Linked DNA regions of Homo sapiens: regions 1 and 2 are each linked to region 3. A link is a loop called in an ENCODE intact Hi-C map of the cell type or tissue named here. Cell type or tissue: PC-3. All regions are shown on one strand.

Region 1 (2,500 bases), 99 kb after region 3:
ATATATACTCCTGATCTTGGCTGAGAAGTTTAAAACTGTAGAAAGAGCCTGTTGTTAGATGCTTCTGCATAAAAAGTCAAATGCTTCTCTAAGGATAAATATATTATGCTTATTCTAAGAAATATGTGATAAGGCATTGGGTACAGTGTACACTGCTTGGGTGATGGGTGCACCAAAATCTCAGAAATCACCTCTAAATAATTTATTCATGTAACCAGACACCATCTGTTTCCCAAAAAGCTATTGAAATTTAAAAAAAAGAAATACATGCTAAGGAAGACACCATAACATGGGCTTCAGAGTCAGACATTCAGGGTTCAAATCAGGACCTTTCCAATGAGTGAAGTTGGGCAAATGCTTCTCCATTTCAAGCCTCAGTTCCCTCATGGAATCAAAGTGAAATGAGGTGAGTTGTACAAAGAGCTTACCCAGGGTCCGGGCTGTGGAGCATGTTAAATAAATGTTGCCCAACATCTTCCTCTTCTTTCTCTTTCTCCTCCTCTTCCTCGTCTTTGTTGTATGTAAGAAGTAGCAGGAAAAAAACCCCAAAAGTTTAATTTTAAATTATACATGTCCTTCTTTATTTCTTACATGTTAGGTTATTCATGATTCACAATACTTTAACCTTTTATCACCTCAAAATTGAATTTCTTTTTTTAGTTGTCTAATTGCTTATAACTTTCAAAAAAAAAACTTCATTTTGAATAGAAAATGTATGTTGATGTGAGCTCTCTAAACTCCATTTTTAATCACTGGAGGAATCCTCAGCAACATTTTTGCTTTAATTTTACATTCAGATTTTGTTTTGTAGGACAGTCAAGTTGAAGGACTCCCCTGATAGCCCTTTCAGGAGGTGACATAGCAAGAAATGCTGAAGTTTTACAAACAGCTAATATAGAACGCTTCTACTAAAGTTTTAGGTTTGGCTCAGCATCCTCAGTTTGAAAAGCAAATTACAGCTTTCATCAATTAACTTTGCAGGGCTAGCAGCTTATTCATACTGAAGAAGATTGATGAATTTCATTGAAAATTGATGCTCATAGTAGCAATGAAATTGTATTCAGACTATTTTCATCTTCATCATTTAAAAGAGAATGCATGAGGGGAAAAAAGTGTCTAAAATTTGGAACTAGATACAAGGAAAGCTTATTATAAATAATGAAATTTGAGACCAATGAGCTAAGTTTTGCATTTTTCTTTTGTGTCACTTATTATACTGCATGACCTCAGGTGAAGAAGTATGTTGACTTCCACTCGATGGAAAAATGATGATAGAGGAAGTTATAAGCTGCCAGTTCACAGGTCTAGCTGTGAATTGAACTACAAAAAATCATTTTAGTTAATCTAGTGGATAGCAAAACTCAGATATAAATAATTAAAGCATCACTCCTTTCTCAGAAAGAAAAGAAGAATCCTACAAAGGTATAATATTCTAGTATGAGCAGAATGCATGATATGAAACTAGAAACAGAGTTACTGTATTTTGATAGAGAATCTGACTCTTGGAAGGCGATATCAACTAGCTATATTTAGGCAGTACCAACGGGAGGCAGTGTTGCCTCATGCACAAAGGCTTGTTCTTTCGAGCTAACTAACCTAGGTTCCTTTTCGTGTTCTTCATTAGTTATGGCAAGTTACTTTTCTTCTCTAAGCCTTATTTTTCACGTTGGTAAAATGGGTTAAACATAGCGCTTACTTAGTACGGTCGTTATGAAGATTAAATGAGAAAATGTATGTTAAGTGCTTAGCATAATGTTTGGCACAGAAAATGCTTGTATGTTGTAAATGAGATCTGCCAGTATTATTACCATTCCTTTAGCCAGTAAAGGATTGTCTAAGAGAGATGATGTGGTTTGAACGTATAAGGGCTCTGCTTACATTAATTTATGTCAGAACATTTGTTTTAATTCATCATTACTTTGATTATTTTGCCCAACAGCAGCATATTATGGTATAATTTATAGCCTAAATATAAAAATGAGACTTTGATATTTACATAAATTTTGCTTCCTCATTAAAAAGTAATTGATTGAGGAAATGGTTTGGAAAATGCCTCACTGATTTTAAAAAGTTAGCTGAACATCACCTTATGAAACTCTTTCAACAACTGTGGTGTTTGTGTAAAAAATACGTGAGTAATAAATGACAATAAGAGGAACAAATATAAACTATGTGTTTGGTAAGTGAGTCAGTTCAGCTAGTCACACAACAAATTGACTTGGATGATGTTTATATCTTATAATGGCATTTTATATATTTTTCATTCAAGAATGACTGTGAATAGAGCTTTCAAAGTTTATATGTTCTTAGAGTATGTTTATCTTTCATATATGGCAGTCACCTTGTTTTGCTCTTTCCATTCTGTTCTGTTGCACTTTCTTTTCAATGCTACAGCATTGTGACCTAGACACAATTCTCTTTTCGCTTGCTCTATCTTTTTTGTTCTCAATGCCTTGGGCACCTGCAGTTTAAGGTCATTAACCCCTTGGCCTTTGTAGAA
Region 2 (2,500 bases), 65 kb after region 3:
AGTACATCTACAAATACTCTTTCTTTAAGTTTTGAGTTCAACGTTCCAATTGGAAACATAATAGAGAAGATTTTAAAAATATTATCTGAAGAAAGTGATATAAAAATCTAGGTAGTTAGAAGTATGTCTGGTATTATACAAAATATAGTCTAAGGAAATTAGACACAGTACTTTTTTTGGTTTTTCCTATATCTGTTTATATACTCATTAAACTCTATGTAACATATTTGTGAAATTTCTGAAAAAGAAATACAATTGACAGTGGAAACAGAACTAGGTCAATCTTAAAATCAAAGACATCAATCACAATTTTACATTACATTTGGGCTTCTATATACAAAATTACCCAGAATACTTAGGCTCTCTTTCCTTTATTTGTCCTTTGGGGAGACAGTAGAAAGCTGGAGTGACATTTTGGCCATCTACGAATTTCATAGGAGATGTATTTTTAAAATATCTGAAATTAGATATCAATCAAATACTGGACTATAATAACTGAAGATAAAGGGTGTTTGTTTCTGAGAGTACGCTTATGAGGCTTTTGAGTATGTGTGATTTCAGATTAGGGAAGGTTTAAGAGGGTGGAGTATAGAGTGTGCCTATGTCTATTTTCTTTTGTCTTTTATTTCCCACGTCTTCTCATATTTCTACCTCTGGAGGAAGCTGGGTGCTAGACTACATAGGGAGTTAGGATTGAAATATGACAAACGAATCTTTGTACCCTTATAAATTAATTCTGGTCTTTTAAATTTGGCATAGTCATTTTTTTCCTAGGATATTGGTTTCTAACATGGTTAGCACAAAATGAAGTTTGATTTTTACCCACCTCCTGATTTTTCTTTCTGAAGCCAGCTCCTGCTTTGTCCTTCAGAACTTTCTCCCAGTTGCCTAGCACTCTGTCATTACTAAAAATTTTCAGCCTATTAGTATCTTCATGCCATCCCTAATCTACCTTAACATTTCTCTGCCCTCTAATTGGGATATTGTATAAAGATTGTCTTAGCTCTGAATTAGAAGCCTCTCTGGACTACGTTACAGTAACTGAGAATGTTGTACTCCCCCCAAATATGTGTAATCGTCCCTCTGCCTATCATACTTTTGTTTCCCTGAATTGCAATTGCCAGATTCATTTGTTGGTATTTACCTTTTCACTCTCAGTTTTAGGATGTCAGGAGATTTGTCTATTGCAGTCAATGTTGAATCTCTAGTAGCTAATATTTTGTCTGGTACACAGTAGATCTTCAATAAATGGTGTGTGAATAAAGCATGGGCCACTCCTTGCTTCCCTGCTTAGAAACCTTGCTACTATTAGACCTGATCCTTGGAAGGAGCACTAACACACAAATGACTCATTAAAATAACAACAGTAACAACAACTAAGCTTGGCCATATCATTTGGGATGAGAACATAGGTCAACATAGTGACTTTAGTACTCGTTGAATACTGAGGAGCTTCTTTATACATGAAAATATTTCTGCATGTCAATTTAATTCCATAGAATCTCATTAACCTAAGAAAGTCTTTTAAAGAACCACCTTCTTTCTTTCACTCAGACATATAGATGATCACCTTCCTCTATGGGTAGCTATAGATTTTAATCACACAGATAAGTTTGATGGTGTCCAGTTTTTATTTAAACTTTTTGCTACCTCTTTTATCAATATGCAATCCCTGTCATCTAAACTATAATAAATAATTTTGTTCTCTTGAACTACATTATACAATTTATAAAGTAGAACTCCTAAGAACCCAAGATTTGCAATAGATTACACGTCAGTCAACAAAGCTAAGCATTATCAGCTCACAATGACATCTGACTCTCTAAGCTGTTGGTGTTGATGTGGTGTTCTGAGTTTCCCATGCCTATAGTGTCAGTACTCACAAGGATGAAAATGTTGAAGAGAAGTTTCTGTCTTCTCAAACTTCACTTTTTATGCAGGATGTACCTTCTAAGATTGAGTTATTGTGCATGATAAGTGTAATCGGAGAGTTGGCAAGCAGGTTAAACATAATTGACCATTCTGTATTTTCCTGTAATGGACTGAGAAAGAGAAGAGCTTTATAGATTGGGAATGTGAAGTAGATGCATGGAAATAATTGCAGAAAAATTCTTTTAAAAGTCCCTAGCCTTCCATCTACTTGGAACTTCATGTATATTCCTATTTTAAAGGTTTTATTTATAAGAATATGCATAGGTTTTCCTTTCTTGATAAACTAGTGTTCTTTGTGTTTGGCAAATAAGTAGTAACTGCAATTTGACAAATAAAGACTCTTTATCCCCATTTTCTGATGCGAAACTGAGATAGGAATATTATAAAAGAACATACTGATGGGGAGAGTTAGAAGATAATAGGAACAATTAATGAATCTAATGTACTATTGATGGATTGTTCCCTCTCCAAAAAATCACCTATTAGTTATTGTTGTGAGTTATGGCATGCTTATAAAGTTCCTGTTATTATTTCTCTTGGTGTTGAGTCATTTGGTTTTTTATTTTTT
Region 3 (2,500 bases):
AGGAGAATCATTTTTAGTTTTGGCTTCTTTTAGTGTTTTCAACTTTTACATATTTCATATTTGATGCTATTTTACATGTTCCACGTACATATTTTAATTAACTGTGGTTGTATTGCTGACAGTGTGTGAAGGTGCAAAAGGAAATTACAGGGAACTGACAGGTTGTCCAGTTACTCTTAGTTTTAGAATCAAAGAACTTTAAATAGAAATACTCGCATACTTAAATGAGAGAATTGAAATATTTGAGTTAATATACATTATATGTAGGCTGTATTTATTTATTCGGAAATGAGGCAGGTTTTTTTGTAAAATGGTGGCAGAATAAAAATGTGTTTATTTCAATCCCTTTCTTGAAACCTACTTCACAAATACATGTAAATTAATGAAAAAAAAATGGACACAAATTATAACAGCCCCACTAGGAAATGCAGTTCGAAAATGTAGTGACTGACATAGCTATCAAGTTCAGTGGAATTTAGTCCATATTGAGGGAGGACATTGGGAGCTGAAACAGTTTTCCAGATCTCTACCTGTTTGTATATATCTCTGAAAATGCATATATTCTCCACTCAAACATTCAATTCAATTGGTAGTTTTTGGTAAATATTGAAGAAGTTTACATTATTTTTGGGAACTTAGAATCTAAAGAAAGAGAAAGATATGACAAGGGCATTATAACTCTAAGGCCAGATATAAGTATGATGGAAGAACAGAGTTCCAGAATGAACGAGTCCTAATAACAGAGGAGAATTGGGAAAAATGCTTCATAAAGGAAGTAGCATTTGCAAAAGTATTGAAAGAAGGATAAGATTTTGGTAGGCAGTTATGGTGGAAAAAGGCATCATTTGTAGAAGTAGCATGAATCAAAGCAGAAATTATCAGGGCGTGTTTAGGGAATAGTTATGGATTCCAGTTTGATTGCAGCATGTGATACATGCTGGAAAGTATGAATCACTGCTTCACAAGGAGCTGTGGTTAACCAGAGTGACCTGGTACACCCATGTTGTAGGAACTTTGAGTTCATTATGTAAGTTGATCCACACAGCAGCCCATAGGGTAATAATAACTGCTTGTACGGGTTAGGAAAATAAGACTCAGAACTTGCTTAAAGTCACTCTGCTATTGAGTAGTTGAGCCAGGAATATGACCGAGAGCCGTTCTGACCTGTGTTGTTACTCACAGTATTATATGATTCTAAGGGCAGATCTGGAGCCATATTTAGAGGAATTGTCACATCAGATCAAAACTTCAGCCAGTTTATGCAGACTAGAGAGAGCATTTTTTTCTTTTTTCAAAATGAGTAAAAGAAAGTCTGTCTTTATTTTCCCATTAGTAATTGCATTCTTGTGTCCTGGAGGACAGGAAAAGAATACATGGCTTCAAAATGCCATCTTTGGAATCCTTGGTGAAAAAGTGTAATTAAAACCCAGATGTCCCTAGATTTAGATTATCTATGTACTCTTCATTCTTCTGTGCAATATTATCTGTCTACTGATTTCTAAATTATATTTAGTCAATGTTTTTTCCTCCTTCTTTGTTATTGTTGCTTACTGTAAGGTATATCTTTGCTTTAAATCCCTACTAATGTGTGACAATTCTAAAGTCTGAAGGAACTTTTAATTTGAAAGTAATTGCCTAGCATCAAGAGTAATTTTCAAAGGAGCAAAATTATTTTAAACATTTTAAACTGCAATTTTAGTCTTTAGAATTAGATGGATTTGTCATTTGATAGAATGTAATAGTATTGAGTGAACACACTGAAAGCTATCGCATTGTATAGTAGTTCTGCTGAGTTTTAAAATATAGTTGTTTTTCCCATCCTTCCAGCTGATACTTCCTTAACTGATGACAGATGGTACTTTGGTTTGTTGAAGCCCAATTCTATGATTATTTTATCTTTGATTGCCTTTTTAAAGACGTATGGAGATATCTTCATCAAATAATTAGCTATATTACCTTGAGAATTATTTTACTATAAATACTTGGTTCATTTTTGTTTTGTTCTCTTCTGTTTGTTTTGAGATGGAGTCTCGCTCTGTTGCCCAGGCTGGAGCACCGTGGCGTGATCTCAGCTCACTGCAAGCTCCGCCTCCTGGGTTCACGCCGTTCTCCTGCCTCAGCCTCCCGAGTAGCTGGGACTACAGGCGCCCGCCACCACGCCCGGCTAATTTTTTGTATTTTTAGTAGAGACGGGGTTTCACCTGTGTTAGCCAGGATGGTATCCATCTCCTGACCTCGTGATCCGCCCACCTTGGCCTTCCAAAGTGCTGGGATTACAGGCGTGAGCCACCGAGCCCAGCCAATACTTTGTTCATTTTTAAAGGAATTTGTTGGCTTATGTGATCGTTGTAAGAGTTGGTACTTCCTCAACCTTTTCAGTATTTTCTGGGCCTCCGATTTTGTAAAATAACATAGCATTAATTCATGATGGCTTTGTGAATATAAGAGGATTCAAGAGAGTTCGTGGAAGTTTAGGGAAACTTCATAAACGAAAAACTGG

The links. A loop is a pair of places that touch in the nucleus more often than their neighbours do. Peaks named below come from ENCODE experiments on the same cell type or tissue, not always from the same donor. Only the 100,000 strongest peaks of a DNase experiment are listed, where the experiment ranks them.
Region 1: it touches region 3 in a loop (5-fold over the local background); 2 of 110 quality-filtered maps call a loop at or near these places.
Region 2: it touches region 3 in a loop (4-fold over the local background); 3 of 110 quality-filtered maps call a loop at or near these places.

Annotation. Positions count from the first base shown.
Region 1 is chr7:111,097,891-111,100,390 of GRCh38, reverse strand. All of the region lies in intron 3 of IMMP2L (inner mitochondrial membrane peptidase subunit 2), which reads left to right. It overlaps LRRN3 (leucine rich repeat neuronal 3), which reads right to left. Exons shown (of 3, transcript NM_001099658.2): 2 at 429-510. Among named protein-coding and RNA genes, the nearest start is that of LRRN3, 8.0 kb to the right of the region's middle. In PC-3, a CTCF peak has its summit at 1,543; a DNase peak (open chromatin) is centred at 2,170; H3K4me3 peaks cover 776 bases; H3K27ac peaks cover 1,288 bases.
Region 2 is chr7:111,131,876-111,134,375 of GRCh38, reverse strand. All of the region lies in intron 3 of IMMP2L (inner mitochondrial membrane peptidase subunit 2), which reads left to right. Among named protein-coding and RNA genes, the nearest start is that of LRRN3, 42 kb to the right of the region's middle. In PC-3, no CTCF peak of the experiment used is centred here; a DNase peak (open chromatin) is centred at 1,345; H3K27ac peaks cover 313 bases.
Region 3 is chr7:111,196,982-111,199,481 of GRCh38, reverse strand. All of the region lies in intron 3 of IMMP2L (inner mitochondrial membrane peptidase subunit 2), which reads left to right. LOC124901725 (a long non-coding RNA gene) reads left to right here. Exons shown (of 2, transcript XR_007060477.1): 1 at 1-2,500. Among named protein-coding and RNA genes, the nearest start is that of LRRN3, 110 kb to the right of the region's middle. In PC-3, no CTCF peak of the experiment used is centred here; a DNase peak (open chromatin) is centred at 1,031; H3K27ac peaks cover 1,929 bases.